Regions from separate parts of the Homo sapiens genome. Here region 2 is linked to region 1. Evidence: chromatin loops called from intact Hi-C (ENCODE). Cell type or tissue: Calu3. All regions are shown on one strand. Links, peaks and the distances in the headings refer to the core of each region. The heading gives the core; the rest is flanking DNA.

Region 1 (8,333 bases), core at 1,767-5,766:
TTCTACATTCTGTTCAGTTTGTCAACAAAATTGTGTATTCTCTTATATTCTCTATCTTTATAAACCCTCTGTGTATGGTGGCAGAAAAACACTTTGTTGGGAAGAGACGTCTCCATTTAAATCAAGATTCTAGTACTCAGTGAGGGGAAACAAAAACAGCAAGCAGTAATTGTGACAGAATAATGCTGGAACAAGACATATTTATGTTTGAGGTTGATGCATATTATCCACCATTTGTTTGTCAACCATTTGTAGCAGGCACAAAAAGGTTAAAGAAAATGGAACAGAAGAAAAATTTAACCTTGAAGGCATTTATATAGACTGACCTAATTTTCTTTGAATTCGGGGAGTGGGACTGCTCTACTTTTAGTAGGCAAACAACGGAGGCTTTTGTGTCTACTGTATTTGACCAAGGCCTTGTGTCCTCACATGGGTTTCTGTGGAAGACTGGTCTCATAAAAGCCAAAGGGGTTCCATGGTCATATCAGTTTGGGAAACGATGGGTAACACCACTGCCCAACTCCCCCCAACACACACACAGACACACACACAAACAGGCATGAACACATATCAAAGGTTCTGAGATTTCTTGTAGTAAGAAAACTGTTTCACCCAGGATTTACCAATTCACTTGATAATCAGAAATTCTAGGCCAGGCGCAGTGGTTCACGCCTATAATCCCAGCACCTTGGGAGGCCAAGGCGGGTGGACCACCTAAGACCAGGAGTTTGAGATCAGCCTGACCAACATGGTGAAACCCCCTCTCTACTAAATACAAAAAAATGAGCCAGGCGTGGTGGTGCATACCTATAATGCCAGCTACTTGGAAGGCGGAAGCAGGAGAATCAAATCGCTTGAACCTGGGAGGCAGAGGTTGCAGTGAGCTGAGATTGCACCATTGCACTCCAGCCTGGGCAATAAGAGTGAAACTCTGTCTCAAGAAATAAAAATAAAAATAAATAAGTAATCAGAAATGCCTTGAGGAGTTTCAAGCTGCTATTCCATCACAATATGTTATCTTGGAGGAAAACACATTAATCTATCCAGACTTAGGCTACACATGTATTTGTTGGGCATCTACCTAATGCCCGTCACTGTGCTGATATGTTCATGGGAGCTCTTTAAGTCATTCACAGCAAAGCTTGGGTGACCACAAGAAAGAAATCAGTTTCAGAAATGAAGAATTAAAAAGTGAAAGAGAAAACAAGAAGCAAAAGAACTCTTGCCTGAGGCTATCTGTGGCAAGAAGGTAAATAAAGGGTTAGTCATTTATAAATTCCCTCCAATTGCTATACTAGTCACCCAATAAGGGCAGCTCCACATCTCCTTCCCAAGGTGTCTGCAAGATGATTTATTTCAGAGATAAAAGCAACTAAGCCACCTAGAAACGCAGCTTCTTGGGACCTGAAAAAGTCACGTCGCAGGTTCCTTCTCCTCCACTTCCATAACCCGCCTCTTTCTGTGCATGATTATAAAAGTGTTAATTACCCACTATAATTCACCTTTGTTTTTCACACAGTACTAAAAAGCAATTCAAGCCTGCTGAATGGAGGCCAGGCTCCCTGCTCTAACATGGTCATTACAAAGAAAAAGATAACATTTGCTGGTCATTACAAAGAAAATAACATTTGCTGGCCTCAGAGAGTTACAGGCAAACACAGCTAGACCTGATTGTCCCAGGGTGAATGTGTCTAAGGATCTACCTCTCCATCAAGTTTACAGTAATCAGCGACTTTCACACCGCTGCCTAAATTCTAATCACAATGGGTCAACAGAGCACAACAATTTGTGCTCTTCCCCCCCAGAGCCTGAGAGAAATTAGGCCACACCTAGTGAAATAGGCAAAAAAATGTAAACACCTGATGTTTCTCTATCCTCAGCACCCAGCAGAGGATAAGATACAGAATAGACACTCAGTAAACATTTGTTGTATAAGTGAATGAATTGGGAAATGATTCCTGCAGAGTGACATCAGCATCTGAAGTTTTTGCTTTAAAATCATGAGGCAACTTTTCTATCTCAGAGGGTCAGGTGAGCACGTTTGCAACTCTAGATGATTTTGGAACCTGGTGACTTAAGTAGATGCCAGTCCTACTGTGGACCTCCTCTTTATTGTACTGCCTGGAGCCTTATGTGAAAAAAGAATTGAGCAGGAAATAATGCCATGCCAGGTTAGGGATGTCCGCCATGGGCACAAGAGGGTGTCATAACAATGCATGTGTCTTTTTCCACACTGTCTCCATAAGTCAGAACTAATAAAACCCTATTTCTCCAGACAGACCCAGATGACCCCAGCTGTTCTGAAACACCATCTCCTATTTGTCCCATCTTGCTTGTACCTGGAGCAGATTTTCTGAATGAGTTGGAATTTAAAACTACAGTGAGTCTGTCTGGGTACTGGAGCTTCTTTCTGAAACATGCCAGATGGAATTGTAGGGGATGACTCACACAGACTGAGTACTCCCTACCCGTCTGAACACGCTGAGTGCGGCCTGACATCAGGACTCCCAAAGAAAATTTTAAAAGGTCAGCTGGGAACTGTAAGTGTAGTCAGTCAGGAAGGAATGCATCAGAAGGTGTGATCTCGCAAACCTGTTCATGCAAAACACCCTAAGGTGAATGGCCAAGAATATTTGTGAATCAAGGAAATACTTTCCCAAAGGGTTCCTCTCCCCGGAACTGTACCACAAGGTGAGAGGGAGTGCCTCTTCTCACTTTTTTGCCAGTCTTCAAGGTGGCAATTCGCCTCTTACTCCCAGGCCAGACCATTGTCTGATGGGAACAACCAATCCAAAGAGGTTAACTAGAGGGCAAGGAACCTAAGAGTTAAGTGACCCACATTTTGGGGGGGGGGGTGTGTCGTCTGTGTGTGTGTGTGTGTGTGTATGTGTGTGTGTGTTGTTCCCCTAATTCTATAACTGTCTGTCTGTTTCCTCTGTTCCAGTAGTATAATTAGAACTCTGATTATAACATCAGATGGATAAACGAGTTGTTTATGTGTTTAAGACCCAGTATCTCTTGCCCTCATAGCAGAATCTATTTAGTTACCCTTAGAGTTCTCCCTTGCCATGGAAGAAATGCTTCACATAGAGCCTTGGGGGAAAGAAAGATAGAAAAGAACTATTAGAATCAGAAACATCTCATCTTTAGCTACTTTAGATGGCTTCCAGCCAATCTGTTTGTAGCCCAGCATCTCTTCTAAAAATTGGAATCTGGATTCAGATTCTGATAGGTTTCAAGAATCACATAATTTCAGAGTTGGAAGACAATTTCAGAGTTAGAAGACATCTAGATATCTCACCAACTATCTTGATACTTATAAAATTTTAAAGAAATTTATACGCCCAGCAATTGCCTCTGGTCCATGAAGAAAGCTCATGATGTGCTGACACTGAAAAACAAACAAACAAACAAATAAACAGCACCTAATGATGCAACACTTTAGACCTCTCACAACTGTCTTCAGAGTATAAGGAATATAGACCTTCAAGTAGCATAGAATTGGCCACTTGAAACAAGGGAAGATGCCTTTGCAAAAACGTGTTTGGCAGTAACTGGAGAAATGTTTTTTTAAATTGATACAATGATAGCTTTTTCAGGCTCACTAAAAGAAGAAACTAATCAAGAACACTTTTAAAACAACATCCAGCTTTACATTCAGTCTAAAAGACAGGTATTGAAATTTATCAAGCAAGGGGACAATGCAGGGACAGTGAGTTTATTTGCCTGACAGGATACTTTGCATTTTCACTCCTAGGAGTGAGCCATTAAAGCCTGACAAACAACTCTTAAAGAAAAACAAACGTAAAAGAGGCTTAGGAAATACTCCAACCTTGAGCTAGCCAATTTCTAAATCATGTTAGAGAAGTTTCCAGAAGAATCAAGCATTCCAGAAAATACCATCATATATCACGCATTTCCCCCTCCTGGAATATGTGCAAAAACAAGCCTTTCTTCAACAGGAAAATGGTGCTGGTGTAGGACATCTACTCACGGCATCCAGGAAGTAGATCTAGCAGCCCAGAGGTGGAGAATCACCCAGCAGGAAGGTCAGAGCTCAGCTCCCTAGCATGATGCCTCACCATCACGTGGCACCTCCCACGGTCCCTGGTCAGTGGCTGTGATCTGTCTTCTCCATTTTTGAAATGGGAGTCCAAGGGGCCCAGTGAGAACTGACTGCCTGTTGCGAGAAGCCGATCTGAGAACTGTAAAGTTACCCACAGTTTCAAGGCTTGTGCAAGTCTGTGATTCACTCCACTATGGGTCCATGAAGCACGCCTAAGAGAAATTACAGGTTTCTCCTGTCTGAAGCAAATCCATTAAAGTGAGTCACTTGTTTGTCTTTCAGTTCTTCATCCTTATCTCAGATGATTGCATGAGACTCTGCTTGCATCTGCTGCACTGGGATAATTGGAAGGAGGGTGATAAAATGCAAGGTTATGCCACTATTGTTGATGATTTTTAAAGGCTGATACTTTTTTTTTTTGCCTGTTCTGATGTTGAACTTGGAGGAAATTGGCTGATAAACTGGTGCATCAATTGTGATCTAATTCCTAACCTAGCAACAGAGAGATTTCTGTTTTATTTTTGTAATGACCGGGACAAGGAGTTCTCACTGAGCCACTACATGACTGTGGTAATTCAGACACAGAAGACACTGTGTCCACTTGTGGGGAATGCACACGGTTTGACTTTGGACAGGGGAGCCAGTTTGCATTGTTCTGCTAACCACCAAACAGTCCCACACATCCTAGTTCTACTGTTGTCTACTCACAGGCCTTCCTTCCCCAAAGATCTAAAGCAAACCCTCATTTAGATATTTCCAGGAGAAATGTGGACAATAAGGAGAGGTAAGTGAGGAGGCAGTTTTGTTATGGGTTTTATAGCAATGAAGGTCAAGGAGGTGCTGTTTATGGAAATGGGTCAGCTCCATTTAGGTCAGTAGTTAAGAAATGGCTCATTTGGGAAGTGGAAAAGCCAATATCAAGCCATTGTGTAATCAAAGGACTTTTTATTGCACATATTTACCGAACATACTCTATGTACAAGGCACCATGCTCTGCACTATGGGCATACAAAAGTGAGTAACACAGTGAGTAACAAAAGTGAATACCCCATTCCCCAAAACATATACATATGCACACAAAAAGACCAAAAGGAAATAAACAATATAACACAAAAGTGAAGGACATAGATTATAAAATTACAGGAAATCAGGTGGGGAGAATCAGCGCTTCTGGTTGGACCAATCAGGGAAGAATTCTTGAAGAAGGCAGAAAGTGAGGGAGAGCTCAGGCACACGTGCAGTGAGCAGATCCCTGTGATGTGTACTCTTTCCTGGCCAGGTAACTGTGTATTATGACCACAGTAATGAATGAAAGGATTTTTCAATGGTAAGCTCAACAGATTTTGCTGGCTGATACCCCTAATGTTGAACAGACCAAATCAAATGCTTAACTCTTTAATTTGGAAGTCAGTGAACTAGTTCCCATGAGGGTGTCTTCAGCCAAACTTATGCATGGGGTCATGGCTGTGTGTTTGCTTGTGTTTGCATGTGGGTGGGTGGGTTCATGTATTCACAGGACTCTAATTTAAAAAAAACAACTAAAACTAACATGTGAATTTGAATGAGCAATTATTATGAGCCAAGTACTATACTACTTTACCTACATTTATCCACTTAAAGTCTCAGGGATTTAAATGGCTTTCCCAAGAATCATTATGTATTAAGTCTGATACTTAAAAATCTGCCTTGGATACTATCAGTACCAATTTCTCCTAGAGTCACCTGACCAAATCACTTTCTTGGTGCGGTGTCAGCAGGAAACTGAATGTGTCTCTACCCAGGGTCATCCAGAGTCAACCTAATCCATGCAGTTCCTTGACATTTTTCAAGATGGTGTAGAGTGGGCTTTGGGATGCAGGAGAGAGGGCATAGCTTCTTCCAGGAATTCCCAAATAATTCCAGAGTTTTTCTCTAAGCATCCTTGGGGTTTCTTGGTTAATGATGAAGCTAAGGTGGGGTTTCTTTCCAACCATCCTGTCTCAGGGAGTGAGTATAGCTGAGTAGTGAGTACTTCCATAATAGATGTGACTGCTCAAGACACAAAGCAAATGCTAGGCCAATCCCTCCCTCTCTCCCTAGTGCTCAGAGCTGTTATCTGTGAAATGAAGCAATTGGAGTTCATCTTTTATAAAATTTGTCCAGAGTTACCATCCTATAACTATATTTGCTTCATGAAATTCCATTTTCACTTCAATATATGGACTCTGGGTAAGTGACATCTCTTTGTACCTAAGCCTGCATTGAGGAAAACCAGGACTATGTCTATCTCACCCCTTCTCTTGAAAAGAACATACAAATCTATTGGTAAATGGTAAATTAAAACCACTCTCTGACTTTATTTGTGAAGGATGCTTTTGTTGTCCCAAGATAAGCAATGCCATTTGAAAAATGACTATTTCTCCAGGTTGATGCATTTTTTTTAACTTCAGATTGATGCTTTTTGTCTGCTCAAACTTTCCTACTTATAGGAAGATTATTTGTAATAAGAAACAAAGAAAGAAAGAAAGAGAGAGAGGGAGAAAAAAAGAAAGAAAGAGAAAGGGAGAAAGAGAGAGAGAGAGGGAGGGAGGGAGGGAAGAAGGAAGGAAGGAAGGAAGGAAGGAAGGAAGGAAGGAAGGAAGGAAGGAAGGAAGGAAGGAAGGAAGGAAGGAAGGGACTGCACTCATACCTAAGGTGAGCCCCACTTTCTCCTTTGTAATGAAACGTCATCAATACTGACTTCTTGTTGGGATAATTAAAGGCTGCCCATTGCCCCTTTGCCTTCATCCACTAGTTAGATGCTGCTGCAGTCATCTATGTCCTTGCTTTGTAAAGAGGTTTTTTTTTTTTCCTCAAAGAGCTTCTACCTACAATACTGTTCTATCAGGTAACACCTGGTTTGAATGTTGAATTTGTTTACATACAGGTTAAGAAAAAGAGCAGCTCTGAATTGGAAATGTGATATTTCCTCTCTCCAATCCCAGGTATCAAAAAAGCATATTGTTGGTGAGGATTGACCTTACATTGTCAGTGTAGGCAGAAGATCTTTCAGTGTCTATATGGTCTTGAAGAGGAAGTACAGGGCTGGGAGCCAGCACACTTGGGTTTCTACCTCTGGCTCAGTCCTCGATTAGCATTGACTCACAACTCCAGACTTCCATCTCCTTAACTGAAAATGGTCATCTTTCTGTCTCAAAAGCTCTATGCTTTTCCCCTTGGTTCATGGCCAAGGAAGTTGTATCTAAGCCTAAACCAAGTTGACAATCCAATCTATTTAAATTTGAAAAAGTGGATATACTGGCAGTGGATTCCTTTTGAAAAAAAAAAATAATCTGCAATGTCCTACTTAGAGTCAGCCCAACTCTTTGTGACTATTCATGAGGCTCCTCCCTCAGCAACACACAGAATCCAGCCAGGTGAAATCTCAGGCCGCCTTTTCCAAGATGAGACAGAGGTTGCTTTCTGAAGACAAATGTGACCCAACAGCATAGAGATGGAAGCCCCAACAAAAACCACGGTTGTGGCCCCCTTTGTCTTTTTGTTTGCTGTGGCTGCCCAGCATGACATATGTAGCTATGTACAGTTGATGGACGAGAAATGTTTAGTAGCACAGAACAGCTTAGACAGAGGAGCCTTTCATCCTTTCTGCACATCACGCCCTCCTCCATCAGCACCACATGTGTGAGCTTCCTACATATTCTCCAGAAGCAAGAAGACAGGAATGAGCACATTTCTCCTTTGGGCTCTGCCATTCCTGAAATATACAACCCTGTCAAGAACAGAAGATCACAGCTTTAATGTACAGGTAGCAAGATTCATAGGCTTTACAACATCTGCATTATAAGCTCACTGTCTTGAACAATGAGCCCATTTGGGTACATCCCTTATGGCCGATGGAGAGTCTCCTCCCTTTAAGCCACTTTGGAATCCAGAGAACAGTCTTTTCTGTTGCCAACAAATGCTGAATTACACACCTTGTCTTTCTCTAAGCTGGGCCACCTCCTTTTCAGTGTAACACTTCTTGGAAAAGACCCACTTTTTATACAAGGCCCTGGACTGCTACAGAAAGCCACAAAGGCTGCTGGAGCCTGGATGTGTTGGGATGAGGGGTGGGAGGCCCTCTCTACATAGCTGAGTGCATCTATCTCTGTTTCTGTCTCTGTCATGCTGTATGTGTCTCTGTGAGTCCATCTCTCTGGGTTTTTTTTTTTTCTGCATTTCTCTCGATCTCCCAATGCATCTCTTATCCTCTCCGTGCATCTCTCTGTCTCTGTCTCCCTATGAATGT
Region 2 (4,000 bases), core at 1-4,000, 64 kb after region 1:
CTTCTTGTCTAAAACAGCAAAAGCAATGGCAACAAAAGCCAAAATTGACAAATGGGATCTAATTAAACTAAAGAGCTTCTGCACAGCAAAAGAAACTACCATCAGAGTGAACAGGCAACCTACAGAATGGGAGAAAATTTTTACAATCTACCTGTCTGACAAAGGGCTAATATCCAGAATCTACAAAGAACTTAAACAAATTTACAAGAAAAAAACAAACAACCCCATCAAAAAGTGGGCAAAGGATATGAACAGACACTTCTCAGAAGACACTTATGCAGCCAACAGACACATGAAAAAACGCTCATCATCACTGGCCATCAGAGAAATGCAAATCAAAACCACAATGAGATACCATCTCACACCAGTTAGAATGGAGATCATTAAAAAGTCAGGAAACAATGGGTGCTGAAGAGGATGTGGAGAAATCGGAACACTTTTGCACTGTTGGTGGGATTGTAAACTAGTTCAACCATTGTGGAAGACTGTGGCGATTCCTCAAAGATCTAGAACTAGAAATACCATTTGACCCAGCCATCCCATTACTGGGTATATATACAAAGGATTATAAATCATGCTGCTATAAAGACACATGCACACTTATGTTTATTGTGGCACTATTCACAATAGCAAAGACTTGGAACCAAGCCAAATGTCCATCAATGATAGACTGGATTAAGAAAATGTGGCACATATACACCATGGAATACTATGCAGCCATAAAAAGGATGAGTTCATGTCCTTTGTAGGGACATGGATGAAGCTGGAAACCATCATTCTGAGCAAACTATCACAAGGACAGAAAACCAAACACTGTATGTTGTCACTCATAGGTGGGAATTGAACAATGAGAACACTTGGACACAGGGTAGGGAACACCACACACCGGGCCTGTCATAGGGTCGGGGGAGGGGATAGCATTAGGAGATATACCTAATGTAAATGATGAGTTAATGGGTGCAGCACACCAACATGGCACATGTATACATATGTAAAAAACCTGCACGTTGTGTACATGTACCGTAGAACTTAAAGTATAATAAAAAAATAAAATAAAATAAAAAAAGAAATCCAAGCCAGGTCAAAACCAAAACCCAAGTATCAAGCAATCCAAGTCAAGTCAAAAACAAAAACCAAAGCGCAGGTACAGGCTGCCATGGGTGATCAGGCCACGCTTCCACTCAAATGGAGTGGGCGAGTTCCGAAGACCAGTCTTACCAAGTTTCAGATGTCCAGACTCCTAGTGCCAGTTCCTTCCCGGTGTTCAGCCACTGCGTTGATCCTCCACGGGGGCCTGCCAGGCACTGCTCTGGTGAGCTGTTCCACTAGGGCAATTGCCTACCCGCGAGCGCTCTCAGGATTCGTGTTGCTCAAGCTGGCTGGAGTCCCCCACAGGGATGTTCCACAGGGCAGACCTAAGCCTCCTAAGGGGCTGCCTCGAAGTCTGTTAATCACCTCGCTTCCCGGTCAGGGAACCAAGAAATGTAGCAGGACAAGCCACAGACAAAACCCCTCAGACACCAAGTTAAAGAAGGAAGGGCTTTATTAGGCCAGGAGCTTCGGCAAGACTCACGTCTCTAAAAACGGAGCTGCCCGAGTGAGCAATTCCTGTCCCTTTTAAGGGCTTACAACTCTAAGGGGGTTTGCGTGAGAGGGTCGTGATTGATTGAGCAAACAGGGGGTACGTGACTGGGGGCTGCATGCACTGGTAATCAGAATGGAACAGAACAGGACAGGGATTTTCACAGTGCTTTTCCATACAATGTCTGGAATCTATAGACAACATAACCAGTTAGGTCAGGGGTCAATCTTTAACCAGGCCCAGGGTGCGGCGCTGGGCTCTCTGCCTGTGGATTTCATTTCTGTCTTTTAGTTTTTACTTCTTCTTTCTTTGGAGGCAGAAATTGGGCATAAGACAATATGAGGGGTAGTCTTCTCCCTTAATAAGCTATTTTGTTTTATTCAGAATTTTATCTTCCAAGAGCAAATATTTCCTGGAGAGCAAGTACCTAATCTATTTTTGTTTGCTTTTGGTATTTCACTTGGGACAGGAAAGAATGTCCAGTACCAGTATTGTTTATCACAAGGACAGGAAAGTATGTTGGTTTGAATTCTCAGCCATCAGGAAAACTTACTTCTAAAGTTCTAAAATTCACCCTCAAATTTTTAATTTATATTTTCTCTTCTTTGTCCACCACCCAGTTTTCCTCAGCTTTGTTGTTTAAGTAGTCGATAACCTCATTTCTTATCTTAGTCACTAAATAGGCTTCAGGCTCAGATTTGATCAGCAGGGGATCTTATTATCTTCCTCTTTCCAGTGTCATTATCTACCATGAAATTAGTTGTCTAGCTAATTTTAAGAGTCTAGTTGTTGGAATGGTGAATTATTCCCAGGGTAAAGTGTTTCCTTTTCACTGTATTCATCAATGCCCCTCAAAACTCCCTGGGCAAGTCACTATTTATTCTGGGGATGATTTTTTAAAACACCCCCCACCTAAAAAGTACTTTCACTCACTGGTAAGCTGAATCCTTTGTCTGAAGCCTTCCTTTACTGCCATAAAGAAGGGAAGGGTGAATACCACAGCATAGGGAAAAGAAGGCTAGAATATAGGAACATTTCAATCTGACAGGAAGCAGAGAGCCTGTGGCTGGCAGAATAATCCCCACCACCACCACTGCCACCTAGATATATACACACATTCTAGTCCCAGGAATCTGTGAATACATTACCTTACACGGCAAAAGGGATTTTGCTAATGTGATTAAGAGCCTTCAGACAGGTGGGCCAAATGTAATCACAAGGGTTTTTAAGAGTGGAGAGGGAGACAGAATCAGGGAGAGGTGATTATGCATGAAGGATGGAGGACTGCAGTTTAAGAAGGGCTCAACCCTCTACAGGTGGCTTTGAAAATGGGGAAAGGGGGCCATGAGCTAAGAATTGCCAGCAGCCTAAAGAAGCTGGAAAAGGCAAGGAAAGGAATTTTCCCCCTAGAGCTTCCTTTGGAAGCCTTAATTTTAGCCCAGTGAGATTCATGTCAGACTTCTGACCTCCAGCATATAAAATAATACATGTCTATTGTTTTTGCACCACTAAATTTGTGTGATAATTACAGCGGCAATAGAAAGCTAATCCAGAGCCCTTCTGGTTCTGAACAAGAGAAGTTCCGACACAGAGAGCAAGAGCAAGGGCCAGGCAAGAGGTGAGATGTCTTCTCACATCAATACTCAACTAGGGAGGAAAGGGGCAGAGGAGAGCAAGAGGCTCAGAAACACGGAGTCTTGTCTCCTCCTGCTCCCTAGAGGATGTATCCACTTCTTGCACACACAGACACCACACTAAGAACAAAGGCAGATCCCTGAGTGAGGAGAAACAGCCCAAGGGAATTTTATGTTGATTGCTACTTATTTTGTATATGCAGTGATTTATAATTTAAACCAGATGACAGCTGGGCATGGTGGCTCATGCCTGTAATCCCAGCACTTTGGGAAGCCAATGCGGGCAGACCACTTGAGGTCAGGAGTTTTTGAGACCAGTCTGGCCAACATTGCAAAACCATGTCTCTACTAAAAATACAAAAATTAGCAGGGCATGGTGGCACATGCCTATAGTCTAGCTACTTGGGAGGCTGAGGCACAAGAAACACTTGAGCCGGGAGGCAGACGTAGTGAGCTGAGATCATGCCACTGCACTCCAGCCTGGGCAACAGAGTGAGACTCCATCTCATACACGTACAAAAAAAATAATCAATTAATTAATAAGCCAGATGAGAATGTAGCCTTTGAATGGCAATTTTTTTCTTGCCTCAGTAAGAACACAGGTTCAGATCAAGATAAACAAACATAAAGGCATTTTTGCATTACACATACATTCACAAATTCAATAGACTAAAACGAATATACATTATTTTATTTCATTCTCTACTTCTCCCTCTCTCTCCATGGAACTGGTGATAATCTTGGTGAGACTAAGGAAACGGTCCCTGAATACTTTTATGTATAC

Evidence for each region. Hi-C counts contacts between places; a loop is a spot of excess contacts. Peaks named below come from ENCODE experiments on the same cell type or tissue, not always from the same donor. Only the 100,000 strongest peaks of a DNase experiment are listed, where the experiment ranks them.
Region 2: it touches region 1 in a loop (5-fold over the local background); 5 of 110 quality-filtered maps call a loop at or near these places.

The regions. Positions count from the first base shown.
Region 1 is chr6:47,694,456-47,702,788 of GRCh38, reverse strand. ADGRF4 (adhesion G protein-coupled receptor F4) reads right to left here and starts at 4,209. Exons shown (of 10, transcript NM_153838.5): 1 at 3,995-4,209. It also overlaps the pseudogene ADGRF2P. In Calu3, for the core only: no CTCF peak of the experiment used is centred there; DNase peaks (open chromatin) are centred at 2,478 and 4,148.
Region 2 is chr6:47,632,701-47,636,700 of GRCh38, reverse strand. No RefSeq gene overlaps it. Among named protein-coding and RNA genes, the nearest start is that of ADGRF4, 64 kb to the left of the region's middle. In Calu3, for the core only: no CTCF peak of the experiment used is centred there; DNase peaks (open chromatin) are centred at 1,440 and 1,810.